2 separate regions of the Homo sapiens genome follow, and region 2 is linked to region 1. The links are chromatin contacts, found by Hi-C or POLR2A ChIA-PET in ENCODE. All regions are on one chromosome and are shown on one strand. The core of a region is the stretch at or near the end of the contact, and the rest is flanking DNA. Distances in the headings are between cores, read along the strand shown.

Region 1 (5,067 bases), core at 868-3,367:
TCCTCATTTAATCCTGACAATAACCCTCTGAGGTAGCAACTTTTATCATCCTCATTTTAAAGGTAAGACCACTGAGGCATAGAAAAAAACAAGTGGTGGGGCAGGAATCTTTTCTATCTGAATTCTGCTATTCATTATACTAACACCTCTGCTTAACTTTGCCACCTGTAAATTATATAGCATGTTTTATTTGCCTTTTACCAATTTGCTAATAGAAGTACCATATGGGACCCCACTGAGTACTCATGCCCTGTCTCCGCAACAGTGGTAATCAACATTTTTTGCTCAAGTGTTTGTAATCCAGAAACCCCTAAATGAACTGACATTTGCCTTTCTCCTCCATAAAGCTCTCAAAATTTTCTTTCTGAAATCTAATCATGGTGATATACAAACAAGCATCCTCCTCTTGAGGTCCTATCTCATGAGAGAAGTAAGCTTTACACAGTGGAAACAACTGTCAACCACCCAAGACTTAAATATCCATTCTGTGTATGTCTTTTTTTTTTTTTTTTTTTTTGAGATGCATTCTTACTCTGTCGCCCAGGCTGGAGTGCAGTGGTGTGATCTCAGCTCACTGCAATCTACACCTCCCGGGTTCAAGTGACTCTCCTGCCTCAGCCTCCCGAGTAGCTGGGATTACAGGTGCACACCACCATGCCCAGCTAATTTTTGTACTTTTAGTAGAGACAGGGTTTCGCCATGTTAGCCAGGCTGGTCTCAAACTCCTGACCTCAGGTGATCTGCCCGCCTCGGCCTCCCAAGTGCTGGGATTACAGGTGTGAGCCACTGCGCCCGGCCCATTCTGTGTATGTGTGAATGCCTGCTCTGTGCAAAGCACTGTGGGAAGGGAGGTAGCACACTGAGAAACACGGTCTGTACCCCACCTCAAGAGCTGAAGGTCTACTTGAAACGATGAAAAATGCACAGGAAAAAAATTACAATAGAAAGTAAAATGCGATAAATGCCATAGATGGATTTGAGGTAAGTCATTTAAAAGCTACAAAACAGGAAAAGTTACTGCCAACTAGAGATGTTCAGGATAGATTTCAGGGAGGACGAGGCATTGTTCTAGAGCAGAGGTTGACAAACTACAGCCCAATGGCCAAAACCATCACATTGCCAGTGTTCGTACAGCTCGCAAGCTAATAATGATTTCTACATTTTAAATTTTTTTTTGAAAAAATCAAAAGAATTCTATTTCATGATACATGAAAATTATCTGAAATTCCAATTCTAGTGCCCATAAATAAAGTTCTATTGGAACACAACCACACTCCTTCACGTACATATTGTCTGTGGTTGCTTTCCTGCGGCAACAGCAGAGATGAGTTGTTGCCACAGACCGTGTGACCTACAAAGTCTAAAATATTTACTCTCTGGTCCCTGGCAGAAAAAGTTTGCCAACTGCTGTTCTTGAGTCTGGACCTTGAAGGATAGGTAGGACCTGGACATGCAAAGTTGAGGAAAGAGCATTCCAGGAAGAACTGGTGGAACTTAAGAGAGGGAGGCAGGAAAGTGTGGGCATGTTAGGGAACAGGAGTTGAGGATACAATCCTGTGTTACCCTAGTTTATAAAACAAAATATAAGTGTAAGAAATGCAGAGGCAGAGGAGAAGGAAATATGAATATTAATGAAAAGGGGGGTTGAAAATTTGAAAAATAGAGGAGAAAGGGAGCTAAGTAAATATTCGGGGAATGTAAAATAAATGTAAACAAAGAAGATGGGATGAGGCCTGAGAGTGGAAAGGGGTGGGGGGAGAAGAAAGGCAGGCAACGAATATGAATACTAAGGAAGGCAAGAAAATGGGACCATGTTGGGAACAGAGGGAAGTCAAGAATGGAGAGAAGTGCCTGGCGTGTGTCCAGCACCTTCCTGCGCCTCGCGCTCCTGAGGGTGGGGACTGTGTCACGCTGCACGTCTCTGTACCCCCGCAGCCCCTCGCGCGCGTGCTGAATGAGTATGCTTCGCCACGACAGCGCAGGTTCACCCGGTGCGCTTGGGGAAGATAACCAACACTTACGGGACTCTGACCGTGTGCCAGGCACGGCGGGCCGCCTGAACCCACTTCCTCAATCAGCCTCAACCGCGAGCCCGAGGCCGCTCACGGAGGTGTGACCGGGGCACTCGGGCCATGACTTCCCTCTGATCCTCGGTTCCCAGTGGGAAGGAGAATGACTTGTAGGGTCGTTGTGAACAATAAGTCGGGGACAGCGCGAGCAGGGTTTGGCACGAACTGAGCTCTCGGTGACTGGTGGTCGTTAGTCTTCTGACTGACCCCCAGGCCCCTCAGGGAGTGAACGGTCCAAGGCGGGAGTCGCGGGCCGCCCCGCCAAGGAGCACTTGCACCGGCTATCAGGGCAGCCTCCTCGTGGCGTGGCGCCCGCCTCCCTAAGCTGAGCCCCGGGCGTCCCTAACCCGCCTTCCGGAGGGCGCGAGGCGGGGCTCGCCGCACAAAGGAAGCGCGCGGCCCGTGTCCGCCCCGCCCCTCCCGCGGCCCCGCCCCTCCCCGCCCCGCTCCCTCGCCCCGCCCCCGGCGGAGGCGGCCGCGGGAGCCGTCCCAGACTCGCCGCATTGTCTCCGCGGCGGCTGCAGCCCTCGAGCGCCCGCCGCGCGCGCGCGCGCAACCCCGGCCGCCGCCCGCGCTCCCGCCCCGGCCTCGCGCCCCCGTCCCGGCCTCGCGCCCCGGCCGCCCTTTGTTGACGCCGGCCAGGCCGGTGCGGTCGGATGCGCCGCGGCAGCCCCGGGCCCCGGCTCGGAGGCTCCCGGCGGAGAGGAGGCGGCCCGCCCGGGCCCGGGACCCCGCGCGAGTCGGCGCCCGGCCGAGGGGCTGCGTAGGCCCCGCCCGGCCAGGCCCAGCCGGGCCCTGGACAGGTCAGTGCCGGGGCGGGGGAGGGGTTCTCGCCAGTAGGGAGGCCGGGGGCCGCGCTCGCCGCACTGGAAGTCGGGCACCGCCCTCGGTGCCCCTAACGGCCCGGGCCTACGCGGCTGCCAGGCCGTGCCAGTCGCGGCTCTCGTCCGCGCGGCGCCTGGGAGGTGCCCTGCTCCCCAGCCTCGCTCGCCTGGGGACCCTGCGCGCCCGTCGCCCCTGGAAGCCGTGTCACCTCGGCGCGCCGCAGCTTCCGCGTCCCCAGGCCCCGCACACCCCACCCCAGCCCCAACCTAGGACCGGCCTCCCCGCCGCTGCGACTTCCCTGGGACGGACGGTGCGTTCGGGGACGAGACTGCTGGCATCTGCCGTACTTTATTGGTGGTGGACTCCCTATCTTGGAGGCGCCTGCGGCTTCGCTGGAGAGTTTTGTTTTTAATCTAGTTCAGTCTCACGAGGTTTTTAATTGGATGGAAAGGGACAAGCTGTTCTGTGTCTTTTCTTCCATTTTTAGAAGAGCGTTTTCTCTCCTTCCTATGCCAAATGAAGGTAGACTATATTTGTTGCTTCTTTACATTAAAATCGGGATTTGTGAGATTCTGTATTTAAACTGAAGTCCACAGACAGGGAAATAATTGGCCCAAGGTCAGGTTGCAAACCAGTGGCGACGCTACCATCTGAACTAAGCCCTGGGCCCCGTGTCGGATACCAGTCAGTGCCCTGCTACTGCCCACCCACCCGTCTTCCATAACCTGAACTGATCTCACCCACATACTTTCGGTTCTGAACAACTTTCCTTTCCTTCCTACTCCATACCTACGATATGTACCTTCATGTGCTGTGTACGGAACACACTCTTTTCATCTTTTTCTTCCCTTACAAATCAATGACAGCCTTCCCCTCGGATATCTCCCGTGTTTGATCTTTAATCCCCTCTCCATTAGCATATTGGGCCCAGAGGATCCCTTGCAAAATAAGCTACCTACCTAAATCCATCATATGTCCCTGATTTTTCTAGGACAGCCCCAATTTAAACTATTCCATCCCATTGTCCATCAGCCTGAGTATCTCCATTTTTGGTTTAAAAAATAATGTCACTTTGTACCACAGCCTACTGACCTGGCCTTTTCCAGCCATTTGGCTCTGGAGCATAACTGGGTAATCCAATTATCATTCACCTGGGATTTTTCTTCCCCGCCTGAGTCAACCCAAATGTTGGAACTGCCAGGATTTCTAGGTCAGCATGAACATTACAGGCTAATGAGGCAAGGAAATTCCTTCTTGCTCTTGTATTTCTTCCCACCTCCCCCACCCGCCCATCTTTTATTCTGGTACAGGGCAACAGACCTGTGGCAGACCCTATTGATTAGGATTTAGGTTTAGGTCACAAGGGATGTAGGGCTTCCCATCGTTTTGACTTTAGAACAGAAATAAAGTACCTGACTGTGTTGGTTATCGGGCAAGAGGCTGTCTTGAACCTTAAGATAACCAGCACAGCAAAGCAGTTCTGGTTTCATTCAGTTAGATTTAACATACTTTTATTTGGCTCCCATTTTAGGTAAAGTACTGCCCTAGGCACTGGGGAATATAAAAGTGATTTTAACAAATAGCTCCCAACATCTGGATCTACATTTGGGAGTATTCACCCTTTCTAACCAGCTGATAAACTGTGTTTTCCACTGGTGATTTCTCTGTACCTAAGTTCCAGCCCCTGCAAGGCGGGAACTGGGGCCTCTGGCTTGGCTCACTCACAAGGGCGGGCTTGTTTCGCAGAAGGTCGGGCAGATGGGGAGTGGTGCTCTTTTGGCACCTGCCCTTTCCAGGCACTCTTCATCACATGAGCTCTGCTTCTCAGCCCACCCAAGATCTGTTTCCAGGCTCGTCCATGCACACAGGGAAGAATAGACATCTTTTTCCTCCAGCCTGAATCTTGAGAAAGGGGGTAGTTTCTTAGTCCTTTCTGTTGTACTTGAGTCGGTTTCTCAGTTGTCCAACTATGTTTTCTCTCCTGTTTTCACCCCCTTCTTTTTTCCCCCAAACTGTTCTTTACTGACATGTGGCACAAAGGTGCTTAATGAATGTTGGTGTTTCATCATGTCCCCACCTCCTGGCCCTTTCCACTCTCTCCCAGGTCCTGGGTTAATTTTTAATTTACCTTTGTCAAGCTCACTCCATATATATTATTTACTCTTCCCTCTAA
Region 2 (5,067 bases), core at 902-3,401, 2.9 Mb before region 1:
GGTTAGGACTATCCATTCTAAAAATAATAAATCGTGGCCGGGCGCGGTGGCTTACGCCTGTAATCCCAGCACTTTGGGAGGCCGAGGCAGGTGATCCCCTGAAGTCAGGAGTTCAAGACTAGCCTGGCCAACATGGTGAAACCCCGTCTCTACTACAAATACAAAAATGAGCCAGGCGTGGTGACACACACCTGTAATCCCAGCTACTCAGGAGGCAGAAGCAGGAGAATCGCTTGAACCCAGGAGGCGGAGGTTGCAGTGAGCCGAGATTGTGCCCCTGCACTCCAGCCTGGGTGACAGCGCGAGACTTTGTCTCAAAAAATAATAATAATAATAAATCGTATGTCTGTGTACCCTCCCAGTCATCAACATTTCCCATCTCTGTGCTAATCTCAGAAATATTCCAAGCTTCCTCCCTCCAATTCCTCGGAACAAAATAGATCACTCTTTTTGTAATCCATATTTTGCAGGCTAAACCAAATTTAAAAGTACCTATATATTTGGTATTAAATAAATACACTAAGGTGGTACTACTACTACCATCACCACTGCTAAAATTGAACTGTACCTAGTCTACAAAACTAAAAACATCAGTCTCCAAAATTGGAGATCTTTCTCTGGTGTTAAAACGTTTAAAAAACAAAGAGATGGAATTACACTGGATATAGAGGTTTTTAATCAAATCACTTCTTACAGAAACCTCAACACAACTCTCTTACAAAATGCAATTAAGCCCAAATGGCTGCAGTAAAACTTATCATTAACGTATGAACATTGGCTCACAAAATACATCTCCCGGCAAAGAACAAACTGAGCCCGATTTGCTCCACAAGTTGTTCATGGCAGGAGCCGGTTTTGGCTATTTAACAAGCTTCTAAATCATAATACACACGTCAGACTGTCTAGAATTACAGAACAGACTACAACAGTACTTCCACAAACGAAAAAAGTCAGGGTCATCTGAAACAGAAGAAAAATAACGGTGTGATACACGCCTCATCTCTCTCGGCGCACACTCTAAAAAAAAAACCTATAAATGATGATATTACTTTTTAACAGTGGCTAAGTGATTTTTATTTTATCTCATTTAGTCTCCACAATAACCCTGTAAAGGGGTCACTGTTACTTACTGCTGTTTTAGTGATAAGAAAACTGAGGCAGCTGGAGATGAAGACTCTTGACCTAAGATCAAAAGATAGCAGGGCCAAGATTTAAACCCAAGCCAACTGGTTCAGGATACTTCTGTTATGCTCCCAACAGAAGCTTCACTGCCTCTCTCTTGCCAGGTCCTTCTATACTCTCAGAGGCTTTCCCTTCACCCCAAGTAACAAATTCCCCATAAACACTGTACTGCCACTGATGGCTTCCAACTTCTGTGCACCATTGCTGCTCCCCAGCTTCTGCTGCCATGCTCCACCCCTAAGATTTGTAAAGTCAAAGACAACAGTTGATAAAAGTTGCTTAGGTGCTAAGAGAAGCAAAATAATTCACCTCATATAAGCAGAACTCACGCCGATTGCCACTGGAATGCAAGCCGGCCTCAGCTCCAGCCCAAGAAAAAAGTGAGAACTCTAATATTCCCGTAGGAGACAAATTTGGACTATCCCGTTTTTGGCCACCAGGCTGGAAAGAACGGAAGCGGTACTAACATTTACTGAGTGGCAGCCACATGCGCCCTAGGAGAAGACCGAACCAGGCCAATGGGGACTGGGTGGGGGGAAGGGCACTCGGGAGTTCCGGGAAAAGAAATCCAAATAACGGGGTTCATACGACCAAAACGGGAGGAGTAGGGAGTGGCCGCCCCCAGGCCGACTGCAAGATAAAGCGGCGTAGGAGCTGCTCTGCAGAGAAGGCGACCAAGAGCCTTGGGAGCTAGGCCGGGGCCAGGGGAAGACCTAAAGGGCGGGGAAGGGGAGGAGCCGGAGGGAACGGAGCCCGCTCAGAAGAGGCCAGGGTGTAAGCTGGGGGGAGCGACTCCACGCCAGGCCTTCCCCGAGCCCCTGACCAGCAGCTGGGGAAAAAAGATAAGAGACGAAACCACTAGAGCCGGTTAAGCTGCCCTAACTTCCATCAGAGGCGCTCACTCACCTGGGCCTACCACAGAGATCGCAGCTGCAGCTCGCAACGGAACAACCAGCCCGAACCTCGCCCCCGCCCCACAGCGCGCCCAGCGTCTCCGCTCTCCGACGACGGCGACGGCGTAGACCCGCTGCCTCCTGGGAAATGTAGTCCTACGCCCTCCTCTCCTGGCCGACTTGGCTGCCATCAGAACTACGTTTCCCAAAAGACAAGGCGAGCGTTGGGCCCGCCGCTTTGCGTCACGCGCTCGGTTGTCGGCGGTCACGTGGGTTGCTCGGGGCCGTCCCCTCCCCCCGCCTGGGTGGCCTGGAGATGGAGGAGGGCGGTGGACGGAAGGGGCGGGGGCGTTGCTGACGCCACTGCCCCCACCATTTTGGAACCAGCCTGGAGGGAGAGTCTGAGCCCCACCCACTCCGGGCCAGCTTGCCTTGTTGAAAAGCTTCCGAGTTGGAAGTCGAGTCTCCCTGTTTTTGGTCTCTGCTGCGCTCCCTTCCGCTTTGTGACCTTGAGCAAATTCATCCCTCCTCTCTAAACTTGTTTCCTCCCCTGTGAAATGAGACTTGTAATTTCTACCCCACAGCGATGTTGCCAGGCTCCGACAAAGTAAGGCACAGGAAAGCCTCAAGCACCCTGAAAGCGCAACGCAAATGGAGGGGTTGGTTTGGTTTCGTTTTTTTAATTTTAATTGTGTGACCTCATTCGGAGACCCAGAAACCGCCTCTCCCCAGCCTGCCTTCTGTAACTATGATTTTCTGACTGTCGTCCTGGGAAGTTTGTTAAAATGGGTGCTACTGGGGTATTGAACCAAAAGTTTACCGGGGAGTGTCTCCCTGCAGTCTACATTTTAAACCGATCTCTCGGGTGATTCTTACCCACCTACAAATTTGAGAATCTCTGCGTTTATCAGTTTTGCACAGGCTGGTTTCCTCCGGAATTTCTGCTCTAGTGTCTCTGAACATTTAAGACCCATCTCATAGGTCATCTGTGATGCTTTCAAAGTTGACTAGCTCCTCCCTATGCCTGTGTTCCCACAGTAAGTTTGCATCTTACTCTGTAAGTATCGGGGCCTTCCCCGACAAGACTGTGAGCTCTTTGAGAGCCGAGATCAGTTTTGATGGATTTCTGCACCTCCAGAGAAAAGTAGACACAGTACACATCAATTAATAAAGAAATCTAATGCTCTTCCTAAGAGAAAAGCTGCAAGGCTCAACTCAAGTAGCAGACCACGCCACATCAGCCCTTGCCCTTAGTGGCTTCGGCAGCATTCCTTGCACACGGCTTACTCTTTCTTCCTTCTTTGAGCACTTCTTGTGGTCGACGTACTGCGCAGTGCTTCTTAAAACGTTCTAATTTAATTGATTTTATTTTTATTTATTTATTTATTTATTTATTGAGATTCTCCCTATGTCGCCCAGGCTGGAGGGCAGTGGTGCGATTTTGGGTCACTGCAACATCTGCCTCCCAGGTTCAAGCGATTCTCCTGCCTAAGCCTCCTGAGTAGCTGATTTTACGGGCATATGCCACCACCCGGCTAATTTTTCTACTTTTTGTGGAGACGGGGTTTCGCCACGTTGGCCAAGCTGGTATCAGACTCCTGACCTCAAGTGATCCACCTGCCTCGGCCTTCCAAAGTGCTGGGATTACAGGCGTGAGCCACGGGGCTGAACCAATGTAATTTTAAATTCAAAGATTTTCTGGGTGTCTACTGTATACAATGCCCAGTGTAAAATACTGGGAACACGGTAGTAAACTAGATGGATACCAAAATACATAATTTTGGCTCCCCTTTTAAGAAATACAGGCATAGGCCGGGCGCGGTGGCTCACGCCGGTAATCCCAACGCTTTGGGAGAACCGAGGCGGGCAGCTCACCTGAGGTCAGGAGTTCGTGATCAGCCCAGCCAACATGGCGAAACCCGTTCTCTACTAAAAATACTACAGATTAGCCGGGCGTGGTGGTGGGCACCTGTAATCCCAGCTACTCAGGAGGCTGAGACAGGAGAATCGCTTGAACCCAGGAGGTGGAGGTTGCAGTGAGCCGAGATCATGCCACTGCACTCCAGCCTGGGCGACAGAGCAAGACTCCGTCTCAAAAAAAAAGAAAAGAAAAAAAGAAATACAGGCATATCTCAAATATTGCAGGTTCAGTTCCAGAACACCACAATAAAGCAAAGATTGCAGTAAGGTTAGTCCAAGTTTCCCAGTGCATATTAAAGTTATATAGTATGTTTACATCATACTGTAGTCTATTGTGTGCACTAGTGTTATGACCTAAAATATATATACTTTAATAAAGAATATTACTTAAAAATGCTGTCAGCCTGGCGTGGTGGCTCACACCTGTAATCCCAACACTGGGAGGCCAAGGCGGGTGGATAACCTGAGGTCAGAAGTTTGAGACCAAGGCCAGGCGCAGTGGCTCACGCCTGTAATCCCTGCACTTGGGGAGGGCGAGGCTGGTGAATCACCTGAGGTCAGGAGTTCAAGACCAGCCTGGCCAACATGATGAAACCCTGGTCTCTACTAAAAATACAAAAAATTAGCTGGGCATGCTGGCGGGCACCTGTAATCCCAGCTATTCAGAAAGCTGAGGCAGGAGAATCGCTTGAACCCAGAAGGCAGAGGTTGCGGTGAGCCGAGATCGTGCCACTGCACTCCAGCCTGAGTAACAAGAGCAAAACTCCGTCTCAAAAAAAAAAAAAAAAAGTTCAAGACCAGCCTGACCAACACGGTGAAACTCCGTCGCTACTAAAAATACAAAAGAATTAGCTGGGCGTGGTGGCACATGCCTGTAATCCCAGCTACTCGGGATGTTGAGGCACGAGAATCGCTTGAACCCAAGAGGCGGAGGTTGCAGTGAGCTTAGATCGCGCCATTGCACTCCAGCCTGGGCAACAAGAGCAAAACTGTCTCAATAAAAATGCTGTCATCTGAGCCTTCAGCAAGTGGTCACTTTTTGCTGGTGGAGGGTCTTGCTTTTATGCTGATG

Evidence for each region. Hi-C counts contacts between places; a loop is a spot of excess contacts on that map. ChIA-PET counts read pairs that join two places held with the same protein, here RNA polymerase II (POLR2A). Pooled maps may share reads with other maps.
Region 2: a map with no recorded cell type shows a loop between it and region 1 (12-fold over the local background). The contact joins the promoter of THRAP3 here to the promoter of PHC2-AS1 in region 1. A Hi-C loop is called at or near these places in 1 of 37 single-sample maps with no recorded cell type and 2 of 50 pooled maps. POLR2A ChIA-PET finds 5 or more read pairs at or near these places in 1 of 52 experiments (activated T-cell).

The regions. Positions count from the first base shown.
Region 1 is chr1:33,347,402-33,352,468 of GRCh38, reverse strand. It overlaps PHC2-AS1 (PHC2 antisense RNA 1), which reads right to left and starts at 2,117. Exons shown (of 3, transcript NR_125978.1): 1 at 2,022-2,117. The region is part of intron 9 of PHC2 (polyhomeotic homolog 2); the gene reads left to right. RefSeq lists a silencer at 2,409-2,928 and an enhancer at 2,384-3,313.
Region 2 is chr1:36,221,527-36,226,593 of GRCh38, reverse strand. THRAP3 (thyroid hormone receptor associated protein 3) reads right to left here and starts at 2,151. Exons shown (of 12, transcript NM_005119.4): 1 at 2,089-2,151. RefSeq lists enhancers at 1,705-2,233, 2,065-2,274, 2,234-2,761, 2,675-2,974, 3,185-3,354 and a silencer at 2,405-2,524.